2 separate regions of the Homo sapiens genome follow, and region 1 is linked to region 2. Evidence: chromatin contacts called from ENCODE Hi-C data. All regions are on one chromosome and are shown on one strand. The core of a region is the stretch at or near the end of the contact, and the rest is flanking DNA. Distances in the headings are between cores, read along the strand shown. Region 1 overlaps PDE4D (phosphodiesterase 4D). Region 2 holds the start of ZSWIM6 (zinc finger SWIM-type containing 6).

Evidence for each region. Hi-C counts contacts between places; a loop is a spot of excess contacts on that map. Pooled maps may share reads with other maps.
Region 1: a loop to region 2 is called in a map of CD8-positive, alpha-beta T cell, with 13 times the contacts of the local background. The contact joins the enhancer-like site here to the promoter of ZSWIM6 in region 2. A Hi-C loop is called at or near these places in 4 of 168 maps with a recorded cell type or tissue (CD4-positive, alpha-beta memory T cell, CD8-positive, alpha-beta T cell and naive thymus-derived CD4-positive, alpha-beta T cell) and 10 of 50 pooled maps.

Annotation. Positions count from the first base shown.
Region 1 is chr5:59,125,375-59,129,119 of GRCh38, forward strand. The region is part of intron 5 of PDE4D (phosphodiesterase 4D); the gene reads right to left. Among named protein-coding and RNA genes, the nearest start is that of PDE4D-AS1, 87 kb to the left of the region's middle. RefSeq lists enhancers at 1,401-2,311, 2,312-3,221. Within about 2 kb of position 1,802, at least 20 of the 41 ENCODE cell types and tissues checked have a DNase peak (open chromatin) inside an H3K27ac peak, as active enhancers do; they include CD8-positive, alpha-beta T cell, where a contact is called at or near this core.
Region 2 is chr5:61,330,913-61,334,664 of GRCh38, forward strand. It overlaps ZSWIM6 (zinc finger SWIM-type containing 6), which reads left to right and starts at 1,346. Exons shown (of 14, transcript NM_020928.2): 1 at 1,346-2,036. The coding sequence starts at 1,361. LOC105378994 (a long non-coding RNA gene) reads right to left here and starts at 1,304. Exons shown (of 2, transcript XR_007058781.1): 1 at 1,228-1,304. RefSeq lists an enhancer at 1-6 and silencers at 1-390, 421-490, 701-1,100, 1,211-1,350, 2,131-2,240 and 1 more.

The sequences.
Region 1 (3,745 bases), core at 552-3,051, 2.2 Mb before region 2:
TCCTTAAGCTTCCTCTGTCAATTGACTGCCAACCTTATTTGCTAATTCCCATCCCTCATCGGGCTTCCTAGCACTTCCTGCTGCAAATTAGTGTGCAGTGAACCTGAGCCTGCTCTCCAAAACACATCCAGACTCTTGGGGCTTTCTGGGCTTCCGCTAGGGTGCCTGGTGCAAAGGGGGCCTAAATCAATCAATTAAGGCCTGGGAAGATTCCAGGCAAGAGGAAGGGATATCTTGGGGGACAAAAGGAATGTGTAGGTGGGAAGAAGGGAGAAAGTCTTTCTTCGTTTTTCACTGCAGGAAATGATCTGGACAGAGAGCAATTCGAATCATAGACAGGGAGGGTTGGGCAGGATGCGATGGGGGAGCGAATGACAGACACAAGTGACAGGAACAACTTAGGGAGACAGGTCAGAAAACATCTAATCTAGGCACATAGCAGAAATAGTGAAGGGAATTGAAACAGTTGTTCTGTATTTTGTTCACAGTGTTAAAGTCAAAGTCAGTGCTTTTTAACCTCATGGGATGGAGCGGGGGAGGGGGCACAAGGAGCCTTGTGTGAAGGCTCTGGCTCTGCTTATTGATCCCCCAAATACAATAATACATCCTCACAATCATAAATTTGAGAGCAAGGGGCTCTGATCCTGTGATATACAATCTAGGCCCTTATTGGATCCTGGAACTGATTTTCAGAATCCTTTATTCTTTTAAGTACAATTGTAAAAAAAAAAAAAGAGAGAGAGAGAGAGAGAGAGAAAGCAAGGAAGAAAGGAAAAAAGGAAGGGAAGAAGGAAGGAAGGAAAAAAGGAAGAAAGGAAAGAAGGGTTCCATTTATAAACCTCAGACAAAACAAAAATGAAAGCAAAAGAGAACAAAAAATAGCCAATACGACCCAAGTTACAAATTTACTTGTATCCTTTCAGAGGATAACCCAAATTCCTGCAAGACAATTAGCCATCTTTCTTTCGATTATTACAGTAAGCAAGACGGGTTAAGAGTATATAGTAAATGTGCTTTGCTAAACTCCTTCTCCCTTTATTGACTCTATCACAAGAAGCACACTTAATATAATTTTTACAATTTTTTAAAGAACAAATAGGAAAGAGGAGAAGGTTGTACTTTAGCTACCTTTGTGTATTTGAAAGGAATGCTGTTCAGGGCTTCTTCCTTTTCAAAAAGAAACAGGTCTTTGAAAACGAAGAATCATTACTGTGCATATCTCTCGAGGGCTGCTCCTCTAGTATCAGTCCATTTGAAATAGGAGTTTCACATAATTCAATTTATTAAACCCACATTTCCTGCCAGATTTTGCTTTATGTGCCTATGTCCTTTTGTTTCCCGGCTAACATTTCCACATCTCGGAAATCATTCTTTCTAGTATAACTGAAGAATATGGATATTAAAATCAGATCAGCAAAAGATTTTTATGGACTTGGAAAGCTGCCCATTAATGCCGTAAAATAAAGCGTGTTATACAGCTGATATCATCAGTTCTACTCTATGTTGTTTTCATATTCCTGGCGGTGGGTGGAGAGTTAGAGTGGAACAATTAGGAGTGGGAAAGAGAATGAAAGGATTCGATCAATTGTGGAATTTCAAAGCGGAGACAATTTACACTAAAGAATTCAAAGACTTCGTAACCTCCAAGACATTTTCCAGTCCAGGTAACCGTTGAATTATAGCTGGAGGTGATGTTCTTGGAGCTGCCTGTGAAAGCTGAAATCACAACATGCCTGCAGTGTTCCCTTCCTAAACCAACTTTGCCATTTTCTCAGGCAGACACACAAACATGCAAGCGTCCACAGTAATGTGCGTGTGTGAGGGATGGGGGAAGAGTGATTGTTGCTTTGTAGTAGCTCCTTTGAAGTGTTTAATTCCTCCCTTGTAATCTCTTCATCAACACACATTTAAAGCATATCAGTTTTACCTCAGCAATTTGATTCTCAGAGGCTTATGTGGCTCAGGGCCTCTGTCCAGCACCTGGGTGGCACAGTTTGTTTTATGTGCATGCAGAAGTGTTAACAGAATTAATTTTTTTCCTTCTTTCTCTCTTTCTTCTTCCCCCACCTCCCCCAATTTAGGTTAATGAGCCCAGGCAGCAGTGTGTGTGAGTGAGCGGGCGTGTGCACAGGAGGGCCGTGAGCCTGCCTTTTTAAAATACAGGAAACGCATAGAAGAAAGAAGAGTTCAGCTGGAGCCACGACTTCCCTCTTTGCTTCTTTCCCTCCCCACCCCCCCACCCCCCACCTCACCCCCCACACTCCAGCACCGGCTTTTAATTTTCAAAAGCACTGCAATTGCTTGGTGTGGTTTCAAGAGCTGGGGTGCCATTCTCCCTGATGATGACTCTGCTGACGTCAATGGCATTCTTATCATGCCTAGTGCGACATCAGAAACCAGTCCTCAGAGGCTCCTCTTATTCACAGTGCCTGGGCTCTCAGCAAAATGTGGACCGGATTCTGAAACGCAAAGGACTCCCCGTTCCTAATCAGCGCTGCAATCCACCAGACAGTCTCCTTCTGCCGGCAGCTTGCCAGTTAAGACTTTGTTCCTTAGCGTTCTGTCCTGCAAGGACCCCCTGAAGGAGAAGAGAGGGCTAAGTGGATCACAGCGTGTCCTCCGTGTCTGAGCTTTCAGAGCCGTGTGTGTGTGTGTGTGTGTGTGTGTGTGTGTGTGTGTCCCTCAACCAAGGTTAGAGACTAGTCAATGCTGCTTCTGATTATTCTTCAGGTTTTACTAAAAGGCTTCAGTCTTTGATATAAGGCTATTCCCCCGACACAGTGGCTAAGACCCTCTTGTGTAAGTGCTCCTAGCTCACTCTCTGGATCAGAACCAGCGCCCAGGTCCCCACGTGAAGCCCATATTCACCCCAGATGGCAGCATGCACCTCCTCTCCTTTTTTTAATAAAGAAAAAGAAATAGGAGGTTGGGAGGAGAAGGAAAATAATCATAGCTGAATAATAATAGCAGAATAGGAAAATAGTATCACTAAGAATTAAATATTTCACTCTAAATACTCATGACTTGTTAAGAGGTCTGCTCTCAAAAGCTGAATTCACAAGGGAGTTAATACATACTAAACCCAGTATGCATTCCTACCTAGCAGTTTGGGGGCAATTATTATGGGGATGATGAACTTTCTCCATTTACAGTGGAGTGTATTATGGTCCAAATCTACCCTAAAGCATTTGGGAAATGTCTACAGTTCAAATTAAGATGTTTAGAGTCAAGGTCATTTCGCTTGATGATGGAATGATACATGTCTAGTTAGATTTCATCTGACCAATCTTTGACACAAACACATCAGAATTGTCTTGGTATCCACCAACCAAATAATGTTTGTTTCTCTTGAAGATTGCTGAGTGACCCATAGTAAGCTTATTAGGAGATTAGGAGCAACTGTTCCAGAGAGAAGCTGTTTAACAACATATGAAATGTGCAACATAATTCCATCTAGAACTATTTAGAATCATAACATGGAAGAACAGCAGCTTACACCTGGTTCAACCCTTCTACCTTTAAGTGAGGAAACTGATGCCCAAAGGCTGCGTCATGCTTTACTCAAGGTCATCCACCTATTAAGAGGCAGGACTGACAAACTAAAGCTGTCTCTCTCTAAATGGTATGCTTTTCCTACTACAACACATAGCTCCTGATTATTCAAAACCTAATGACCAAACCTCAAACCCACTTGCCAAGGGAGTTTCCATTTTTCTTTTAAATCTGAGCAATATTTCTTAATTTT
Region 2 (3,752 bases), core at 96-2,595:
CGTCCCGAGCGCCTGGACTCCGCGCAGCCGGGCGCCGCGCACCCGGGTGCCGGGGTGGGAGCCGGGCCGCAGACCCAAGTGCGCCCGAAGCCGCCGTCCGCCGCCTGGCACGCCGTCTGCCGCCTGCTGGGCGATGTGTGCGCGAGCCCGTGGGGCTTGCGCGCGCCCTGCGGCGTGTGTACTCACAAAGGTGTGTCTGCTAACCCCACAGCCCGGGCTGCGTTCCACCCCGAGCTGGAGAAACCCCGGCCTGGAGCGGGGCCTTGTCCGCGCGGCCGCGGGGGCGACAAGGGCGGCCGGAGCTCCTCGACTTCTAGCGGGCGGGTCGGTTTCCTGGCCCGAGGGGCTGAGGCAGCGAGGGCGGGACGGTGGCAGCCGGCACCGGACGCGGGTCGCGCGGCTGCTGGGCACGTTCCGAGCGCTCTGCGTGTTTTCGGGCACAGCCCTGCAGCCGAGACAGAACGGACGCGGGGCTCGGGGATGGGCGCACTGCAGCCACGCGGGGTTAGCAGAGCGGGCGCGCTCCTTCCACACCAGGTCTGCAAAAGTGAAGTGGAAAGCCGCCGCCGAACGCAGCCATCCTCCCCCTTCCCCGCTGCAGCTTCGGCGGGTGGTGGGGAGAGCTCCCCTGGACCGGCTGGAGGGGAAGCTGGCAGGCGCTCGGGTTTGGCCGCGCCTCCTCCGCCTTCCTCTCCACCCGCGTCCCCCGGGGTCCATGCCGCATTTCTTTGTTTTGAAAGCGCCTCCTCCGCCCAGAGGCTTTTCCCCCGAAGGGCAGGGGGACGGGGGGGGTGGGGCATCGGCCCGTGGGCCCCGCCCTCCATTTAGCTCAGAACCCTCCCCTTCGCTCACCCCCTCTTCTCCCCTTTCCTCCCCCGCTGCGACCCACGAGGCGCATCCTCACTTCTCGGACTTCAAAGAGAAGCTGAGAACTGGAGGGGGAAGTGGGGTAGGCAGGGGGCGCAGAGACCCACCCACCTCAGGCCCGGCCCGGCGGCCCGCCCCCTCCCACGGGAACCCCGCCTGACCCCGCCCTCCCCCGCGTCACAGCAGCCTGACATTCTCACAACCCACCGGGCACCAAAACGGCCCGCCCCCGCCACCCCCGTGTCCGCCAAGCGCTCTATTTATGTTTCAGCCCAGCGATTTGCATAGGCCCCGCCCCCGGCCCTAGGTTCCCCCTATCAGAGCCCCGCCCCAGCTTCTGCGTCACAGCGGAGGCCCCACCTCTTGTGCCCATACAAGGAGCGGCGGGCCCTAGATGGCATCGTGGCGTCGCGACGGCGTGTGCGTGTCGCGCTTCCTAGTGCCGTTTATAGGGTCCCGGCACTTCCGCTGTCGGGTTAGAAGCGGCGCGGTCATGGCGGAGCGCGGACAGCAGCCTCCTCCCGCGAAACGGCTTTGCTGCCGGCCGGGCGGCGGCGGCGGCGGCGGGGGCAGCAGCGGCGGCGGCGGCGGCGCGGGTGGCGGCTACAGCTCTGCCTGTCGGCCAGGCCCGCGGGCGGGTGGCGCGGCGGCGGCGGCGGCGTGCGGGGGCGGCGCGGCGCTGGGGTTGCTGCCGCCGGGCAAGACCCAGAGCCCCGAGTCGCTGCTGGACATCGCGGCGCGCAGGGTGGCGGAGAAGTGGCCGTTCCAGCGCGTGGAGGAGCGCTTTGAGCGCATCCCGGAGCCGGTGCAGCGCCGCATAGTCTATTGGTCCTTCCCCCGCAGCGAGCGGGAGATCTGCATGTACTCGTCCTTCAACACCGGCGGCGGCGCCGCGGGCGGCCCCGGCGACGACAGCGGTGGCGGCGGCGGCGCGGGCGGCGGCGGCGGCGGCGGCTCCTCGTCTTCCCCGGCCGCAACCTCGGCGGCCGCAACCTCGGCCGCCGCCGCCGCTGCCGCCGCCGCCGCCGCCGCCGCCGCCGCCGCGGGGGCCGGGGCCCCGTCGGTGGGGGCTGCCGGGGCGGCGGACGGCGGCGACGAGACGCGGCTGCCTTTCCGCCGGGGCATCGCGCTGTTGGAAAGCGGCTGCGTAGACAACGTCCTGCAAGTCGGTGAGTCACGGGGCAGCCGCGAGCCGTCTGTCCGTCCGTCAGTCCCTGGGTGGGGGGGGGGTGCCCGCCTTTCTCCTGCGGACAGCCCCTAGTTCCGCGCGCGCCCGCACCCCTGCGGGTGTCCTCACTGGCCCGGACGGTCCTCCTGAGCGGAGCGCCCATTTCCTCCCTCCCTTCCCTGCCCCCCGTCGCCCCGGACGGGCCAGCGCGAGTGGGAAATGAATCAGCAGGACGCGCCCCTCCGTGGGCTCCGCGCCCCCGGCCCGCGCTCCCCTACCCGCCCTCCTCCGGGGAGCACATCCTGGAGGGCTGTTCGCCGGTTTCGGGGGTGGATGTGGACAAAGGCGCGGGCGGACGGCCGGCCTCCGGCGAGGGTGTGTGTGGCGGGGCTGTGCGGGGCGGGGGAGGGGGCGCGGGCCGCAGACAATGCCGGCCGCGGCCCGGCCGCTCGGCGCTCCCCCCCTCTCCCACTGCCTGTCGCTCGCTCCTTTTTCTTTCTGGCCCCCGCCCCACGCGATTTGAGGGGAGGGGAATACACTTAAAGCCGCTCGGCCGCCGCTCCTCCCAGGGCTCCGACGGGCGAGCGGCCGCGGCGCTCCCGGGTCGCTGTGGCGTCTGGCCCGGGCGAGCTCCACTGGCCGCCCGGGGTTTAAATGTCGTTTTCTTTGCGCCTCCTCAGTCTCCAAGCGGCGCAGAGGAGAGGTGGCGGCGGACCGGACTCCGTCTCCGGAGGGACATCTCGCCCGTAGGACGCTTACTAATTAAAGGGCGCGAGCCTGAGGAGGAGCTGCTAGCGCTTCCCTTTTCTCTGAAGCTGCCTCCAGACACCCCTGTGCGGGCCGCGGCGCAGCCCTTGTGCCCCGCCGCCCGAGTTTTGTTTGCGCTGTGTGGTCAGGTCGTGGTGCCCCGGGCGAGCCGCGGTCGGCAGTTGCGGATTTGCCGCTCGCAGCCAAAGGGGCGAGCGGGCTGCAGGAGCGCGAGGCAGAGGGCTCGGCGGCCGCTCCCGCGTCCCCGCGGCGCGGCAGCCCGGCACGACCCAGCACTTTGTTCTCATTTTCAGGTTTTTTTGTGCCCCTTTCAGTTTTCTGTCACCCTCCGAAAAGGAGAAACCAAACAAAAGAGTCTCTTTCTTTTCAGGGCTTGTAAAGTAGAATATATTTGACAAAGGCGAGAGAAGGACTTGTGATTTAGAGCTGCACAGCCTTCCTTTCTCTGACAGATCCTGAGAGTTTTCTCAAATACCTTAGTTTAAAAGTGTCTCCTGTTCCCCCTCCCCTAAAATGTTCTTTTTCCCCTGTCCAGATCTTTTTCAGCCATAGCGATGGGAATGTTTGAGCCAGACTGAAAAGAACAATGCTGTAGTGAAACTTCCCATTTTTTTCTCCTGATTGCAAATGGCATATTTTCTGACCCCCTCCCATGTTAGTGTACTTGAAATTGTAGCATGGTGAACCCGGCACCGAATGAATGGGGATAGATTTGGACGCATCTCTATCTCTTTGATTGTTAACTTAATCCTTTTTCTCTTTCTGTAGTCAGTTCCTTTTATCCTTCTTTTCTTTGGAAGTGGGGTGGGGGTCTGGATAGGGTCCCCAAGAAAGAATTAAGATTTGTTTTAATCCTGTCTGGTTAATTTGAATTCTAATGCCATCTGCAAACGTGGTTTTCTGCATGGTCATTTATTTCCAAAGGCAGCCCCCAGTGTTGCCTTTTCTA